Regions from separate parts of the Homo sapiens genome. Here region 2 is linked to region 1. Evidence: chromatin loops called from intact Hi-C (ENCODE). Cell type or tissue: chondrocyte. All regions are shown on one strand. Links, peaks and the distances in the headings refer to the core of each region. The heading gives the core; the rest is flanking DNA.

What was found. Peaks named below come from ENCODE experiments on the same cell type or tissue, not always from the same donor. Only the 100,000 strongest peaks of a DNase experiment are listed, where the experiment ranks them.
Region 2: it touches region 1 in a loop (13-fold over the local background); 39 of 110 quality-filtered maps call a loop at or near these places.

Annotation. Positions count from the first base shown.
Region 1 is chr6:137,638,107-137,647,236 of GRCh38, forward strand. No RefSeq gene overlaps it. Among named protein-coding and RNA genes, the nearest start is that of LINC03004, 23 kb to the right of the region's middle. RefSeq lists an enhancer at 3,466-3,515. In chondrocyte, for the core only: CTCF peaks have their summits at 3,572 (motif pointing left) and 3,772; no DNase peak of the experiment used is centred there.
Region 2 is chr6:136,962,990-136,972,119 of GRCh38, forward strand. No RefSeq gene overlaps it. Among named protein-coding and RNA genes, the nearest start is that of NHEG1, 26 kb to the right of the region's middle. In chondrocyte, for the core only: a CTCF peak has its summit at 5,341 (motif pointing right); no DNase peak of the experiment used is centred there.

The DNA.
Region 1 (9,130 bases), core at 525-8,524:
ATTGTCAAAGCAGTGAACCAATCAAAGCACCTGAATTGAGTTAGGTTACTGTATAGGGTATGGGTTTTAAAATTGACCTTTTACCTCTATAAAGTCAAGGTCTTGCAATTAAGGAGACTTTTAAATATAGTTCCAGTTTGGGTAAGTATCTAAGCCCAAAGGAAGAGAGGAGTTAGAAGTTTGTAAGTATCAGCTTCAAAAATTTTTATACCGAAAAACTGGCCAAGAGGGGAAATGAGAAACACAAACATTTATCTCAAGAAAACAAGATAAACAACAGCAAAACACAAAAAATTTTGGAAAGGAAGACAGTTCACAATGAAAATTTTCTCTATTTCTATTTGCAAACCCTAAATAACTATTTTATGCTGATTGTGGAAGAGTTCAGTGAAAATTTGTGACTTCCTTTCATGGAGAAGACAGACTTGAGTGCCTATTGCCCCTCCAATGGGAAAGCAGTGTAAAGCTTGCTGCTTTCCTTGCACTGGAGGTTAGGCCTAATTGAACAAATGTATAACTGAATTGCATGTGTGTGGTGGCAGAGAGAGAAAGAGAGAGTGAGAGCCAGAGAGAGAGATGGAGAGAGAGAGAGAAATCCTTCAACGACTGGAGAGCTGAGAGAATGCCCGAGCCAGAGTCGCAGATCCCCTCAAAACAGAAGATATAAGAATAGTACCATTACTACCTGGGGCCATTGTTTTGAAAAAATAATGTCTGTATATCAGAGGAGCATATAAGTTAGTACACAGGCTCTGCAACAAGACTGCTTGAGTGTAGATCCTGACTCTACCACCGTGGGCTCTGAGACAAGCAACTCATCATCCAGGGCCTCAGTTTCATCTAAAATAGGCAGAATAACATTCCTGTACTCCTTCAGGTTGTTGGGAGGATTAAATGGATTTCTATCTGAAACCCTTCTAGAACAGCAGCAGGCACATGTATGCAGTTGGTGTGAGCTATGTGTGCTAGTGGCCAAGGGGGGACCTCTGCTGAGCAACCTACAGAGTAGATCTGAAACATACATAAAATTTGCCATGAGGTTTTAAGAGCACTAGCTCATGGGCTTCTTGTTTAAAACTTCAATAAGGCTGTTACCTCATTGTGCCACTCTAGCCTGAAGGAGTTGGGTCTTTTCTTGCCAGGGTCTTATAAAGACCAGAAGATAAAAGACAAAAATGGAATTTGACTGCAAATTTTCATTACTAAAAGACTCCCATTTTTGCTTATATTAAGAAACAAGGTTTTCAAAGGTTTCCTCTAACCACACTATCTTGGGTTAGTCAGAATGAACACGTATTTATGGGATCACGGTCTACAGGATTTGCCTGCAATGTTAAATAAAACCACAATTTGTGTTTCTAAAGTCATCATCTGGTTAGAAAATGACCACTGTCCTAAATGTAGAAATGAAAGAGAAAGTATAACACGGGAAAGGAACATTTTAGGGGGACACACCTTAGAGGTATACAGTGGCTCATTATTTCCTAGAAGTCTCAGGCAAGGGTTCTGAACCTAGGCCTACTGAGTTTCAAGGCTGAGAAATTCCTCTGAAAATGAAGGTGACATGATAGACTGCATGTTTTTCTGCAGATAGGTTCTCAGGCTTGGTTAAATCATTATAAGTATCTGTCACTGAAATTACCAAGATCCATTGGACTAATAACATATTCAAAAACTATGGGAGAGGAACAAATGTAGTTTCTTTTTATACATTTTTTCATATTATATGTAACCTTGGATACCTCCAACATTCTATTTCAATTCCCAGACGATTTTCCAGCTAAAATACATTAGCGCCACCAAAGCGTGGGCAAAATTTTTATCTTCTCATGTTTTCCCGACAGCATTTATCTGAGTCCCAAACCAAATAATTCTGCCTATATATCATGTGAATAACACAAGGAAGTTTATTTTTAGGGGAAAAATGTCTTATCATTCATAATAATCTAATATTTCTGAAATGAATATTGATACCGAATACAATACCAGAAGGTTAGAACAGAACATACATATTTCACTGGAAGAAACTGATTTCCACCTAGTGTCTGTGAAACAGCAGAAGCGAAATTAATGTCTTCTTGCATTGGTGCTGCTGTGCATGGCAATCTCGCCAATGCCGCCAACTCCTAATAAAGGGCTCTCTTGGAACAAAGCTGCCTCTTGTCTGCTTGCTCACAGTATCTATGACACTAATATTCTAATTAGCTATCGCCATTCTCATTATCTTTGTCAGAGAGCTACGTGCTCGTGGATGCAGCCACCTAGCCACGAGATCAGATCTGCATAGTCACACACAAAACACATACACATATGCATGCACATAAAACCTAGACATATCTGCTCTGCAATATCCCATCTCCCCTTGGTTTACAGAATGCATTCCCAGTCTTTTGGGGACTTGTTGGAGGATAAACAGTAAGCCCATGAACGTGTAGTCCAAATTCATTAACGCGGCATTCAAGGCTCTCCAGGTGCCACATCCCTCTTCTCTCTATTCCCTTTGTCCCTTCCCCACCGGAACGCCACTCCTTCTCCATTCTCTCCCTATCCCATGCCTTGTCCTCTGGGCATTGGAGATGGATTCTCACTATCACGCCAAACATACCCCACACCTCCACCTCTGTGTTTCCTCTACCTGAAATTCCCCTCATACTTGTCAAATCTCTATCCCACCTTCTGCCGCCATCAAAATCCCATAAGGTCCATCTCGATCACTCCTCAATTCTCCAACACCCTAAGGCAGAAGCAATGTCTTTTTTTGCTGGACATTTTATGTATTCCTTTTATTATATAACTTATACAACTTTGTCACCACCTTTGGACATTTCATCCCACTGCCTCCCCTGCTCCTGTGCCTCCCACAGGCTCTGCCATATTCCCCTGCTCAGCGTAGAGGGTCCTCAGTAGATGCTGGGGACATGAACTAAGTTGAATGGTAGGATTATAGGAATAGAAAATACTGCAGTTAATAATAAGATCATTTTTAATAAAATTTTTCTCTAGATTCATGAGCATATTTTCTTCTAGCCCTTGACAGAACGAACAATGGAAATGTATTGTTCATAGGTATGTACTATATCGGGTATGCATGAACACTGGCATGTTTGCCATTCTCTTTCAACCTGGGGGCTTAAATTTTCCTTTGCACCAGGCCACTGCCATCTAAGCCCTGCAGGATTTGGGGACCAGATGAGTCCTTGTATGACATCTGATAGTAAGTATTTATTTTATTAACAAACGAGGCCACAAAGAATGTGACCAGTTGAAAACAGAGTTTGGTTTCTTCATGTCTCTCCTTCACCATAGGGATTTTGTCTCTTTCATTGTAGCACTTAGCATAGAGTCCATATCCAACAAGTATTTGAAAATATTTTCTTCCTACTCTTTCATGTTATCTTCATTCAATAGTGAGGGTTTATAATTTTTCCTCCCTTCTTTCCTTCCTTCCTTCCTTTGGAGTTTATTGTGTTGACTTTTTTTTTGCTATCGTTGCGAACATTGGAATATGAGATGACACCCAGGCAGTGCCAGGGCCGAGCAGTGTGTTAAGTATGGCTTCTATTTTGTGAGCTCACACTGCCCTCTCCTGGCCTCTGGGTAGATCTTAAAACTTCACTCGGATTGCAGCACAAAACACATTCCAGCAGGCAGAGAAAGAATGATAATAAATGGGACACAAAATCCTTCCAATATTAATAATCTAATCATTTCAAATTTTAAAAACTATTTGGCTCTACTCTCTATGCTTTTGGTAATTCCAAGCACTTGAAAATATCTATAAAATTCAAAATTCTTAACATTGTCTTTCCATTTTATTTATTTATTTATTTTTTGGTGGAAAGCTTGTTATAATATCTTGAATAAAATGTGGTCCTGGGCCGGGCAAGGTGGCTCACATCTGAAATCTCAGCACTTTGGGAGGCCAAGGCAGGAGAATCACGAGGTCAGGAGTTTGAGACCAGCCTGGCCAACATGGTGAAACCCCGTCTCTACTAAAAATACAAAAAATTATCTGGGCATGGTGGTGGGCACCTGTAATCGCAGCTACTCTGGAGGCTGAGGCAGGAGAATCTCTTGAACCCAGGAGGCGGAGGTTGCGGTGAGCCGAGATTGCACCACTGCACTCCAGCCGGGCAGCAATGCGAGACTCCGTCTCAAAAAAAAAAAAAAAAAAAAAAAAGAAGGTGGTCATGATATTTGATATTTTAGTAAGATGTTTTTGTTTTTGCTTACTTTCTAGTTCTACTTAAGGCTTTTGGTGGTGGTGGTTTGTTTTGTTAGCAAGTGATGTGCAGTCATGTCCAGGCTCTGCCACTCACTAATTAGGTGATCAGGATCTAGGACAAGTCATTTCAACCCTCAGCCTTAGTTCCTTCATCCAGATGTGGCTGTAGAAATACCTACCCTATCTTCCTCACTAGAAATGATAGAAAGATCAAATGAAATATTTTATGTGAAGGCATTTGGAAAACTCTAAGATGCCATACTCATATGAACTATGATGATTATTTCTAGATTTTACAAAAAGACAACTTAACAAAAGATACTAGGTGTTATAATGCCAGGTGAAGTGCAATTGTATTAAAAAGACTTCACTTTTAAACATTAAAAAATTTTAAAGATATATGAATCTAGAAAATATTCTTTGTTTCCTTCCCAAAAACTTCTTAGAATAATATAGAAAATGACACTTTCCTGAGGAATTTTTTTGTATATTATTAGCAAAGGGCAGAATATTGGATTAAAAATCCAGAAAGCCCTGTAATTCTATGTTTTTAAAGCATAGGAATAATCTATCTAATGACAGTATATAGTCTTTAAATAGGTCTTATATCTTCAAAATAAAAATAATAAAACCTCCATTAATACAAAAATAACAAAATTATACAAAAATTAACTCAAGATGGATGAAAGACTTAAATGCAAAACCCAAAACTATAAAATTCTAGAAGAAAATCTAGGCAATACCATTCAGGACATAGGCAGGGGCAAAGATTTCATGATGAAAACGCCAAAAGCAATTGCAACAAAAGCAAAAATTGACAAATGAGATCTAAATAAACTAAATAGCTTCAGCACAGCAACAGAAGCTATCATCAGAGTGAACAGACAACGTACAGAAGAGGAGAAAATTTTTGCAATCAATCCATCTGACAAAGGTCTAATATCCAGAGTCTACAAGGAACTTAAACAAATTTACAACCTCATTAAAAAGTGAGCAAAGACCATGAACAGACATTTCTCAAAAGAAGACATTCATGCGGCCAACAAACATGAAAAAAGATCAACATCACTGATCATTAGAGAAATGCAAATCAAAACCACCACAATGAGATACCATCTCACGCCAGTCAGAATGGTGATTATTAAAAATATACAGAAACAACAGATGCCGGTGAGGTTGTGGAGAAAAAGGAACATTTTACATTGTTGGTGGGAGTGTAAATTAGTTCAACCATTGTGGAAGACTGTGTGATGATTTCTCAGACCTGGAACCAGAAGTATCATTTGACCCAGCAATCCCATTACTGGGTATATACCCAAAGGAATATAAATCATTCTATTATAAAGATACATGCATGCGTAGGTTTATTGCAGCACTATTCACAATAGTAAAGACCTGGAATCAACCCAAATGCCCATCAATGATAGACTGGATAAAGAAAATGTGGTACATATATACCACTGAATACTATGCAGCCATAAAAAGGAATGACATCATGTCCTTTGCAGGGACATGGATGGAGGTGGAAGCCATTATCCTCAGCAAACCAACACTGCATGTTCTCACTTATGAGTGGTAGCTGAATGCTGAGAACACATGGACACATGGCGGGGAAAAACAAACACCAGGGTCTGTCAGAGGGCTTTGCAGGGAGGGAGAGCATCAGAAAGAATAGCTAATGGATGCTGGGCTTAATACCTAGGTGATGGGTTGATCTGTGCAACAAACCACCATGGCACACGTTTACCTATGTAACAAACCTGCACATCCTGCACATGTACCCAGGAACTTAAAATAAAAATTGAAGAAAAAAAAGAGAGAGAAAAGATATTATCTCCAAAAATAAAGTAAATGACAGGGAGAAAAAAATAAATTAAAAAAGGGAATGTGTTTAATCAACATTTGTCTATTTTATGCTCCATGGGAAAAAAAAATGTCAAAGGGAAAGTGAAATCTGTAGAGGAGTTAAACAACACTGGACTTTTAAGTAATTATTCTACTTCTCTCTCTTTCATTGTGCTAATATATTCTTGACCAAGAATTGACATAAAAAAATTTGTACAAACGTATAGGGTACATGAGAAATTTTGTTACAGGTGTATAATGTGTAGTGACTGACTCAAGGTATTCAGAGAGTCCATTACCTAAGTACAATACATGTTTGTTAAGCATAGTCACCCTACTCTGCTACTGAACGTGGAATTTGTTCCATCTTACTGTATGCTTGTTTGTTTAAACCCATTTCTCTTCATCTCCCCCCACTCACACTTCCCAGTCCCTGTTAGCTATCTTTCCACTCTCTACGTCCAAGCAATCAAAATTTTAGTTCCCACATCTAAGTGAGAACTTGTGATATTTGCCTTTTTGTGATTGGCTTAGTTCATTTAAGATGATGACCTCCAGTTCCATCCATGTTGACATGATTTCATTCTTTTTTATGGCTGAATAGTATTTCATTGTGTATATCCATATACCACATTTTCTTTGTCCATTTATCCATTGATTAACACTTAGGTTGATTCCATATCTTCGCTATTGTGAATAGTGCTGCAATAAACATGTGAGTGCAGGTATACCTTTGATATATTGATTTTTTTTTTCTTTTGAGTAGATACCCAATACTGGGATTGCTGGATTCAATGGTCATTCTAGTTTTCATTTTTTGAGAAATTGCCATACTGTTTCTCAGTAGGTGTACTAGTTTATTTACATTCCCACCTACACAGTGTACAAGACTTTCTTTTTCTCCACATCCTTACCTGAATTTGTTACTTTTTTTTTTTTTTTTTTTTTTTTTGAGACGGAGTCTCAATCTGTCACCCAGGCTGGAGTGCAGTGGCTTGATCTCGGCTCACTGCAACCTCCGCCTGCTGGGTTCAAGAGATTCTCCTGCCTCAGCATCCTGAGTAGCTGGGACTACAGGCGCTCGCCACCACGCCCAGCTAATTTTTTGTATTTTTAGTAGAGACGGGATTTCACCGTGTTAACCAGGATGGTTTCCATCTCCTGACTTTGTGATCCGCTCGCCTTGGCCTCCCAAAGTGCTGGGATTACAGGCGTGAACCACCGCGCCCGGCCTCTGTTACTTTTTGTCTTTTTAATAACAGCCATTTTGACCGGAGTAAGATAACATCTCATTGTGGCTTTGATGTGCATTTCTCTGACGATTAATGATGTTGAGCATTTCTTCATATGCCTTTTGGCCATTTGAAGCCTGTCTTCAAATTTGAAGCATTTGGCCATTTGAAGCATGTCTTCTTTTGAGAAATGTTCATTGTTTTACTTCGTCCACTTTTTAGTGGAATCATTTGTATTTCCTGTTGAGTTGTTTGGGTTCCTTGTTTATTCTGGACATTAGTGCCCTTTTGGATGAATAGTTTGCAACTATTTTCTCCTATTCAATGAGTTGTCTCTTCAACTGTTTACTGTTTCCTTTGCTGTGAAGAAGCTTTTAGGTTTAATATAGTCCCATTTGTATGTTTTTGTTTTTGTTGCTCATGCTTGAAATTTTAGTCATAAATTCTTTGCGTAGACCAATCCAGGAAAGTTTTCCTAAGGTTTCCATTGATGTGGAGTTGCGCGGACTGTTGGACCCCAGAGCAGGATGCAGTCTACTGGGAGTTGGGCTCCCAAAGCGGCACTGTGCTGCAGCTGCTTAGTGTGGACTCGGGGTGTGTGGGACCCAGCGGGAGCGCCCTCTTTGGAGCAATGCCATCGCACGGATTCCAGGCAGTTCCCTATGTTAGTCTCGGGGTCTCTGTGGGTCCAGGGGCTCTTCCGTGGCTAGGACTGCGGGAGTCCTCAGTGGGAATGTGGACCACTGGGGGTCAGTCACTTACCCTTCCCCTACTCTGGGGAGCCTGCCTGGGTTTTCAGCCAATCCCAGCCAAGTAGGCTACTTTGCTTCCCTCTCGTTTCTTGGCCTAGGTGTTTCCTGTCACTTTTCTGTTGAATTTTAGTGTTCTCTCTGAGGCAATCTATCCGAAGTATGGCTATCTCCTTGCTGTTTTGGTTCTTCTTTGTAAAGCGGGGTGAGTACTGAATGCCTCTAGTCAGCTGTCTTGAAGCTCCCTACATTGATCTTTTTTTTGTGTTGGGAACATTATCATTCTCTTCTAGCTATTTGGAAATATTTAATAAATTATTGCTGACTATAATTTTCTTCCTGTACTATTGAATACTAGAACTTATTTCTTTTATCTAACTGTATTTTTATACCCCTTAACCAACCTCTCTTTATTCCCTCCTCCCCTTCCCAGCCTCTGGTCACCACGATTCTACTTTCTACCTCCAGGAAATCCACTCTTTTAGCTCCTCCTTATGAGTAAGAACATGCAGTATTTGTCTTTCTGTGCCTGGCTTATTTCCATTAACATAATGACTTCCAGTTCCAGCCATGTTGCTACAAATAACAGGGTTTCTTTTTCTTATGTCTGAATAATATTCCATTGTGTGTGTGTGTGTGTGTGTGTGTGTGTGTGTCACACACAACATTTTCTTTATCTATTTATCCATTGATGGACATTTGGGTTGGTTCCATTCTTGGCTATTACAAATAATGCTTCAATAAACATGTGAGTGCAGATATTTCTTTAATGTACTTATATCCTTTCTTTCAGATATATACCCAGAAATAGGATTGCTAGATCATAGGGTAGTCCTATTTTTAGTTTTTTGAGGGACTTCCGTACTATTTTCCACAATGACTCTACTAATTTACATTCTCACAAACAGTGTACAAGCATTCCCCTTTCTCTGCATCTTCACCAGCATCTGTTGTTTTTGTCTTTTTGATAATAGCCATTCTAACAGGGGAAAGATGACTTTTCATCGTGGTTTGATTTGCATTTTCGTGATGATTAGTGATGTTGAGCATTTTTCAAAGACCCATTGCTCATGTCATGT
Region 2 (9,130 bases), core at 596-8,595, 680 kb before region 1:
TTTGTCAGTTGGGCTTTATATATTAGTTGGGAATAACTAAATAATTTAAACAACAGCTATTTGATTATACTAATCTATTAGGCCAGAATCGAAAAGTGCCTTTTAAAAAGTCCTCCTGGATTAAAAATTTCTCTTAGAAACATTCATAATTCATTGCTGCTCTTACTAATGTCAAAATCTTACTGACTCAGTAAATGGCAAAAGGTGCATGTGGTGTTTGTGCTTATGTATTTATTTCATTATTTATTTGGATATGGGATACTGCATAGAAAGAAAACACACTCTGACTCGTTAGGTATATAAATCTCATAATCCTTAAGGGAAAAGAGACCAGGGAAGTGTATCTACCACTGGAGATTTTCTTTGACATTACAGACTTAAATGCTGTCACTGGCCTCCCTTTGCAAGGGCACATTCTGTTCAGATGTGTTAATAGAAAGAAAGCAGAGTCTAATGAAAATGCCAGAATGTCCTTTGGGAAGCTGACAAATAGAGTGTGCTGCTGATGTGGACTCAAGCTGCAGACCATCCATAGGCCTATTATTAGAATAGGGACAATGTCCAACCGTTCCTAATTGCTGAATGACATACACCTGCCACTTAATTTCCTCAGTGTCACCTGTGAATTATACCTAAGATCAAACAGCAAGAACATGTATTCATTCAGATATCTGTGTGTCCATCCATCCATCCATCCAGCCATCCATCCATCCATCCATCCATCCTGCCAAAAGATTGAATGTGTTCATTTAAAACTGAATATAGCAGGCTTCATCTGATGGTGCAAATATTTCTTCTTGGATACTGTGATGTGACAAGGTTTTATAGTTAAATAGATTATATTTTTCCATCAAAACAATATTATAATTGAGAGCTTGCTTCTGTTCAAAATATCAGAAATAATTACTAATAAGCTTCCAAATAGTTAGCCAAAGCAACAATATAAATAAAACCCTACAAACTTCTATAATCTATAATATAGCTTAAAAAAAAAGCAAATTCCAAGACATAGAATCTGGGAGATGGCAGAGACTTTGATAATCTTTTCTTTATTTAATAAGAAGTGAGAAAATCAAAGCTCAGAGGACTGGGTGCCACCCACTTAACTTGCCTGCTGTCACCCACTTAACTCAGTAAAGTGAAGGCAATAATAGCCTTGGTCCCCAGGTTCTCAGATCCATGTTCCCTATTTAACATGCTATTCCTGTCCCCAGAAAAATCCTAAGACACATACACGCGTGCTCTCTCTCTCACCTCTCACATTGCTTAAATAAGAGACCACAACATACTGTGAAATGCATATGATGTGAAAAGATACAACTATGGTTCGAGTGTCTAAATTAATAGCTAGCCAAAATAAATGTGACCAAAATCACAACTTTAAAAATTGTTTGCTCTGTCAAAAGCTAATAAAATATGGAGGTAACAAGGTAGAAGCCTGTTTCTCTTAACAAAACTGTTTGGGAACATTTGAGTCAGTAATTACATGGACACCATTTTCTGCCCCACCTAGACCAAAGTCTATTCATTCCTTTTTCCTTCCTTATAGAACCCTCATTTTATTTGGGTCCCTGCCACTCCCCTGCCCCTGGGCGGTGTCTGTGCCTCAGGGGAAGCCAACACTTCCAGGTCCAGGTCCTGCAGGTCTCAGGGGTATTTCAGTCCCTTGCTTGTGATTGGTTCTGGAAAAGGCACTTCATTCAAGTCAGGCAAATGAGACGATACTGGAGGGGAGGCCTAGGGGAGCTTCCAGAAGGTGCTCTCTTTTAAGGTTACTTCATGAGGAAGTAACTTATAAGGTTACTTCACGAGATTGGCCACAACACCTCACTACCTAAGTGACTTCCAAGGAAGCCAGCTCACATTGTTTATCATTTCAGCCCATTGAATGTTCCCAGTGGAGACATTCCACAATGGAGACATTCCACAATGGAGACATTCCCAAAGGAGAATTCCACAGTGAACGTGAATTCAGAATCCCTGCTCCAAAGGTGATTAGGGTATAGACTAGAGTTTCCTGACTTTTTTTGTCACCTCTCTAAAGAACCTTTTTAGATTTTTTTTCTGATATCCTCCCCACAAAATTCAATACCACAAACATACTGCTTATCTGCGTGTGTACTCTGTGTGTATCTGTGCCTTACACATTAACATAGTAAGATATTTTTGTTTCCCAAGAACAATTTTTGTCTTCTGGAAGATGGTATCATCTCCACCAAGAATGGCTTAGAGGGAGAGACAGGCTGTCCTAAAGAGAGGTATTAGGATGAGGATATCCCTAGGATGGGGGTACCCACTCATTTACAGAAAGTAGGGGCATTGCAAATTCTTTTACAAAATTGCCATTGACGAATATGAATATTTAAAAGTCTCACCACGGACTTTATTTGGTCTTGAATTCATTCCATTCCATTGTTTTTTTCTCATCCCCCTTCATATTCTCACACAACAGCAACATCCTAGCAGCCTGGAAAGAGAAAAGAGGCACAAAGGTCAGCTTGGGATAGCATGGGGGTGCAGGGTCCTAAGCCTTGGCTTTGTTGGCAAATCGCCTTCATTTCTGTCATGTCTCTGAAATGTCTCTCCCATCTTTCTCTTCTTTTTCATCTTCTTTGCCACCATCTTTATAAGCCTTCATCACCTCTGATCTGGGTAATGGACTCTCTTTTCTTTTTTTTCCTTTCTTTCTTTTTCTTTTTCTTTCTTTCTTTCTTTCTTTTTTTTTTTTTGGAGACAGGTTTTGCTCTTGTTGCCTAGGCTGGAGTGCAATGGCGCGATTTTGGCTCACTGCAACCTCTGCCTCCTGGGTTCAAGTGATTCTCGTGCCTCAGCCTCCCGGTTAGCTGGGATTACAGGCATGTGCCATCATGCCCAGCTAATTTTGTATTGTTAGTAGAGACAGGGTTTCACCATGTTTGTCAGGCTGGTCTCGAACTCCCAACCTCAGGAGATCCACCTCCCTCGGCATCGCAAAGTGCTGGGATTACAGGCATGAGCCACCGTGTCCAACCACGATCTCTCTTTTCTTAAGCATTTATTAAGGACCAACTGTATTTCAGTTGCTATTATAATCTCAATCAATACAGCAACCCTGTGAGTTACATATTAATGCCTTCATTTTACAGATGAGGAAATGGAGGCTCAAGAATTTTAGTGTCTTGCCCAAAGCTAGACCCACCAGTAAGATATAGACAGAGCTGGGGCCCAGGTAGGCCAAGTAGTACAACTTACGTCCATACTCCTTCTACTGGATTTTGTAATATCTTTAATGTGTTTAAAAAAATCACACAAGTGATAAATGAATACATTCTGTTTGCAAACAAAAAAAGATGTAATAGGTTAATGTTCCCATTAATTATCTCTCTCTATTCTTATTTTCCCCACCTCCATTCCCCAAGGTAACCACTGTCACCATTTGATGTGGCTCTTTCCAGATCTTATTCTAGAAATTTCATATATCTATCTGTGCCTCACTGCACACGAGGGACCAGAACAGGATGGTGGCGCTCACAAGACCTGGGAGGCGACTGCCCGGATGAATTCCCATGACGCTACATCTTGCATGTGGCTAAGCAGCCTCACTTGGGAATGGGTTAGTTTGTAAATCCTTCTCCTCAGAAAGTACAGGTTTGTGATGTGCAGGTGATTCTATCCTCTGCTCCAGATCATGTAGTGAATATTTAGTATGTTTCATTTTGTTTATGTTTCCATCTCTTTCCCTTCTCTAGATGATTTCTCCTCATCACCTTGTTTCTTCTTTTCTTTCCTTTTCTTTTTTTTTTTTTTTGAGACAGAGTCTCACTCTGTTGCCCAGGCTGGAGTGCAGTGGCGCAATCTCAGCTCACTGCAAGCTCTGCCTCCCAGGTTCAAGCAATTCTTCTGCCTCCGTCTCCCAAGTAGCTGGGACAACAGGCATGTGCCACACGCCCAATTAATTTTTGTATTTTTAGTAGAGATGGGGGTTTCACCTTGTTGGCTAGGCTGGTCTTGAACTCCTGACCTCAGGTGATCTGCCTATCTCCGCTTCTCAAAGTGCTGGAATTACAGTCGCGAGCCACCACACCTGGCCCCTCATCACCTTTTAACCAGAACAGTTAGGTCGTTTTCTTTCTCTTTGTGATGGCAACAGTTATTTTTATAGCTGTCTGGGGAAGGTGCTTAGGTAAATATCAGTTTGAGCTGTACAGTAAGCTTAATATAGCCCTTTTCTATGATTGATGAATTCACTACCTTCTTTTTTTGCACTTTTTGTTCAGTCAATAGAACTCGTGAATTAGTGATAGGGAAGTAAATTAGTTTAAGGTTGACAAACTTCCTAGAACCACACCCAGGGATTACACTAGATCAGATACACATAGTCACCCCTGCTCCTGTACATTGGTCCTCCAACCTTCTACTTCCCTGCAGTGGGGCATGCAGAAGGAAAAGGGACACATCTGTGAGGGAAGAAGATGATGCTGCTGACCGGCATAGACACAGGCACAGGCACATAGGGTCCGAATCTGGAGGGACCTACCATAGGAAGCTGTGGTGTGCACCCCTAGAGCCACTATGCCATGACTGTGCCTCCTTGGAGCCACCATCCAGCCTGGAGATCTCCAGGTAGAGTTCTTGGTGGAGATCACACAGGACAGCAATCTGTGGCCATAATACTATTAAAAAGGGGGCAGGGGGCAGTTCATCTTCCTGCAGAGATGGAAGTCAGATTTCCATCTTCCACTTAGATTATGGACAAAGACATTTTCTCTACATTGGTGTTAGTTGGGGCACGGGACCAGGGGGTTAAGCTAACTAGCTTGAAGGGATGTGCAAAATGACCAAGAAAGGGTGTTAGCCACTGCTTACACCCCCTTCAGTTAGCCACTGCTTACACCCCCTTCATGTAGGGGCAAAGAGACAAGAAGGTTCACACATGTGATCTGTCCCAGGAACGTAACAGAAGGTTAAGAACTGAAAGAGAGAGAGAGAGAGAGATAGAAAGATGGGTTCTGTGGTTCAGAAATCACTCCCCACTCTGGTGGGAGTCGGAGATTGGCAGTCAGATGCTGCCACACTTGCTACCATAGGGATGACTGTCATGCCGCAAGGTCTAGTCCAAAGCACATTTAGTTCCCGATGTTAAAGAGGGCTGGGAGGAAGGTGAGTGGTCTGAGAGATGAGAAGAATGCAGACAGGAGAACCAATCTGGTGACATTTTGGTCAAGTGTGCTGTCTTCATTAATTTTCGGTCTCAGGATTCCTAATTATGGAAACCAGCCAATACGTATTTTCTTCAGCCGTTCATCCCTAAGTCCTTCCGGGGCTGGACAGAGGTAATATAACAACTGTCGCCACACGGTGGCAGCAATATCTTCTTGGCTGTGCTCACCTAGCCTAGTGGGTGCTTTTTCTGTAACTGCAGAAGCCATGGCTTTCTCCCCGCTGGGACTTGCTGTTTGAGGAGCTGAGGCGCCTCACAGCACTTATTACAAAGAGTTTTCTTCATGTTTTTCTTTTTCCTTAAATGAATGCCTTGGAAAATATGAGGTTATGCATTACCGGGTAACTTTTTGCTTTTGTTTTTGTGTTGAGGCAGGGTCGCCAAAACAAAAACTTGCTCACTCTGTCGCCCAGGCTGGAGTGCGGTGGCGCCATCTTGGCTGACTGCATCCTCAACCTCCCAGGTTCGAGTGATCCTCCCACCTCAGCCTCCTGAGTAGCTGGGGCTACAGGTGTGCACCACCACATCGGCTAATTTTCTATTTTTTTTTTTGTAGAGATGGGGTTCTCATGATGTTGCCCGAGCTGGTCTCAAATTCCTCGGCTCAAGTGATCCTCCTGCCTCAGCCTCCCAAAGTGCTGGGATTACAGGCTTGGGCCACCATGCCTAGCCAGCGGGTACCTTTCTGTCTTTTCCTAATGGCTAATAATTTAAATCTAACTATATCTGTGAAGCCAGTGGTTTTGCCACAGGATGAGGAGGCGCCAGGGGACGGGAAGGTGACCAGATGTTCTAATTGAGTCAGCCTTGGTTCTGGCAATGAGCAGGTGCTCTGGAAGAAGTCCCAGGCAAGCTCTGCTGTGCCCCTTATCTGAACCGAGCTGATGAGCTGGCCCCCGTCCAGAGGAGGATGACCAGAGCAGAGAGGGATCTGGAAACCAGGAGTGACAGGGACGTGTGGAAGGGAAGGGGATGTTTGCAGAGGAAGGGATGACTTGAACACTACAGTTAAATGTTGGAAGGGTTGTCATGGAGAAGAGAGGTCGTTAGAATCAGGTCGGAAGAACTAGAACTAGTATGCTAGTTTGGAAGGGACGTTAGGAATCCCATCAAACACACTCCTCATTTTACAAAAGAAGAAAATAAGGCTGAGAGAGTGACACTTGTCTGGGGTCACGCCGTTGGCTGGTAACAGACAGACAAAGGACTAGGATACAGCCCTTTGATTATACCCAAATATGGTTGCCCATCAGGTTGTAAGCTATAGGGTGGGTGAGGAGGGTAACGAAGGTGGTGGCCTCTGTTTAGTGTTGAAGCAGAAACTGGGTGTCCAGAGAGTTCCTGAATTGCCCAGAGGGCTGGCCCCAGCCTAGTCACTGGAAAACGTCTGCGTTTACCTCTGACATACTCTATCTCTGTGTGCCATATGACTCACTTAATAACTGCCAGGTAATTCATGGTGATGAAAGTTTGTGTGTAGCGCGTGGGGTGGAGGAGGGAGTTGGTGTCTGGCCTTAGAAAAGGCTGCTTTTATGTGGCAGCAAATAGGAGGCTAGCAAGGTCTCTGGCTGGGGATTGCCTGGTGTCCTTGACCTTGCAGAGTCCCCAGGCTCCATCTTGGGGAAAAGGGAGACAGGAGAGGGAGTATTGCAGGCTTCCGTAGGCCCTCTGGGACGGGAGCAGCACTATGGGGAGATGGGTGAGCTTGTGTGCTGAACATCGCTAACTTCATAGGGCTTTGCTCTTGTCTCCATCCCTGAAAAATCCTTCCTAAGCACTGTATGGTATAAATATTTTAGTATCTGTCCATGGATTGGCTTGTTGTCTTTGTTGAGTTGCACGCATGATCTGGGCCTGGTTTCATCACACCTTGTGCAACTGCGATCATTATCTGGATGACAAAGAAGTGGGTGCAGGCCGTTCCCTGGATACGAAATGCTGAGGCAATTAAGCACATCTAATGACTGTTTTCTTAAGATGAATAGGAGTGATAGCAGTACACAAAGCAAAATGAGGTCTTATAGTCCATGCAGCCCAAGCATGGACTGGTCCTAGTAGAAGGAATGATGTAATTATGCTTCCCAAGTGTCACACCTGTACCATAGGTATTCTGAAATGACTTCATGTGTGATGACAAACATTTTCTTTTTTCTTTTTCTTTGTTTTTTTTTAGAGACAGGGCCCTGCTCTCCCATCCAGGCTGGAATGCAGTGGTGGTGATCATAGCTCACTGCAGCCATGAATTCCTGGGCTCAAGTGATCATCCTTCCTCATCCTCCAGTGTAGCTGGGACTATAGGCACATGCCAGCATGCCCAGCTAATTGAAGAAAAACATTTTCAGATGAAATTGTTGTACATATATCTTCAAGTGTGTTAGAAATATACATCTTGTGTATTAAATTTATTTGCTCAGAATGAGGCTAAAAAAATTAGTTAAAAAAATAAGTAGATAACAGCTGTTACTAAGAGCTGTGTGCTGAGTCTTGTACTAAGTGCTTTGAATGTAGTTCCTCATTTAATCGTCACAATAGCCCTTTGAATTAAATTTTGATTTACAGAAAACTGAATTGAAGCAAAGAGGAGTTGCATAATAACTTGTCCAATTCACAAAATTTTAAAGGGCAGACCTGTGTGAATCCAGACGAACATAGATCTGTCTGAATTCAGAGCCTAGACTCCTAACCACCGAGAGATACGGCTTCCTAAGAATGTAGCCACACCCCCAACAGAGGGACTTTGGTTTAGCTGGATCTTCATCCCAGAGTAGGTCCTCAGTAAATCCTTGTTGAATGGCTGAATGAATGAATAAATAGCACACAATATATGCTGATTCCGGCAAACATCACAAGGTAGCATGTGAATGCCTGAAGCTTAGGAAACTTGGACCTAGTTTAATGGTTGCAAAGTGTGTTCTTAGGAGCCATCCTGGGGTCAGCTGAAGAGGAGATTCCAGGGCTGCTGTGAGGGAAGTAGAGGCAGGTTCCTAGCCCTTCTCCCAGCTACCACAAGAGCAGCTCCCTGTTATCCACTGCCCCCGTCCCACTTCGATTTTCAAAAAAGTCTCCACTGCTTTTGAAATGAAAATAAAACAAAGAATTCCAACCTTACCTCTTAGTAATCTGGTGCAATAACATCATTATATAGATGAAGAAACTGGGGCCCAGAGAAGTAAAAGATTAGAATAAAGCCAGAGCTTAAGCCAGGCGCAGTGGCTCACGCCTGTATTTCCAGCAATTTGGGAGGCCAAGGCAGGTGGATCACCTGAGGTCAGGAGTTCGAGACCAGCTTGGCCAATGTGGTGAAACCCCGTCTCTGCTAAAAATACAAAAATTAGCTGAGCATAGTGGTGCGTGCCTGCATTCTCAGCTACCTGGGAGGCAGAGGTGAAAGAATCACTTGAACCTGGGAGGCAGAGGTTGCAGTGAGCCGAGATTGTGCCAGCCTGGGCGACAGAGCGAGACTCCATCTAAAAACAAAAAAAAAAGAATAAAGCCAGAGCTTGAATCCAGTCTTTCGGGCCCCTTTGCCCACTGCTTATTTTATCACATTGAGAAAGCTAGATTTGAAGCACACTGGAAAACATCACGGTAGTACTGATGTCTGCATCTGGCATTCAGAGAAATAGCCACAGGGACCAACCCTGACCTATACAAAAATGGATTTTAAATGCTGGGAATTCCTTATCACAAAAATGTCTTAGGTGAGGCCAGTTCTCATCATCTTCTCCATACAAGAGCAGGTTATTTGGAAGCACAAATTCAGGGGAAGTAAGTGGCATCAGCCAATCCGATTTTTAAAAAGTTTTAGGACACAATAAAACAAAAGATATTGTTCAAACTAATATGACTTAATAAGTCATTGTCCAAACCATAAACATAAATAAAAGATAACTAACATTATTATACAATAAATGATAAGTGCCAAATGAG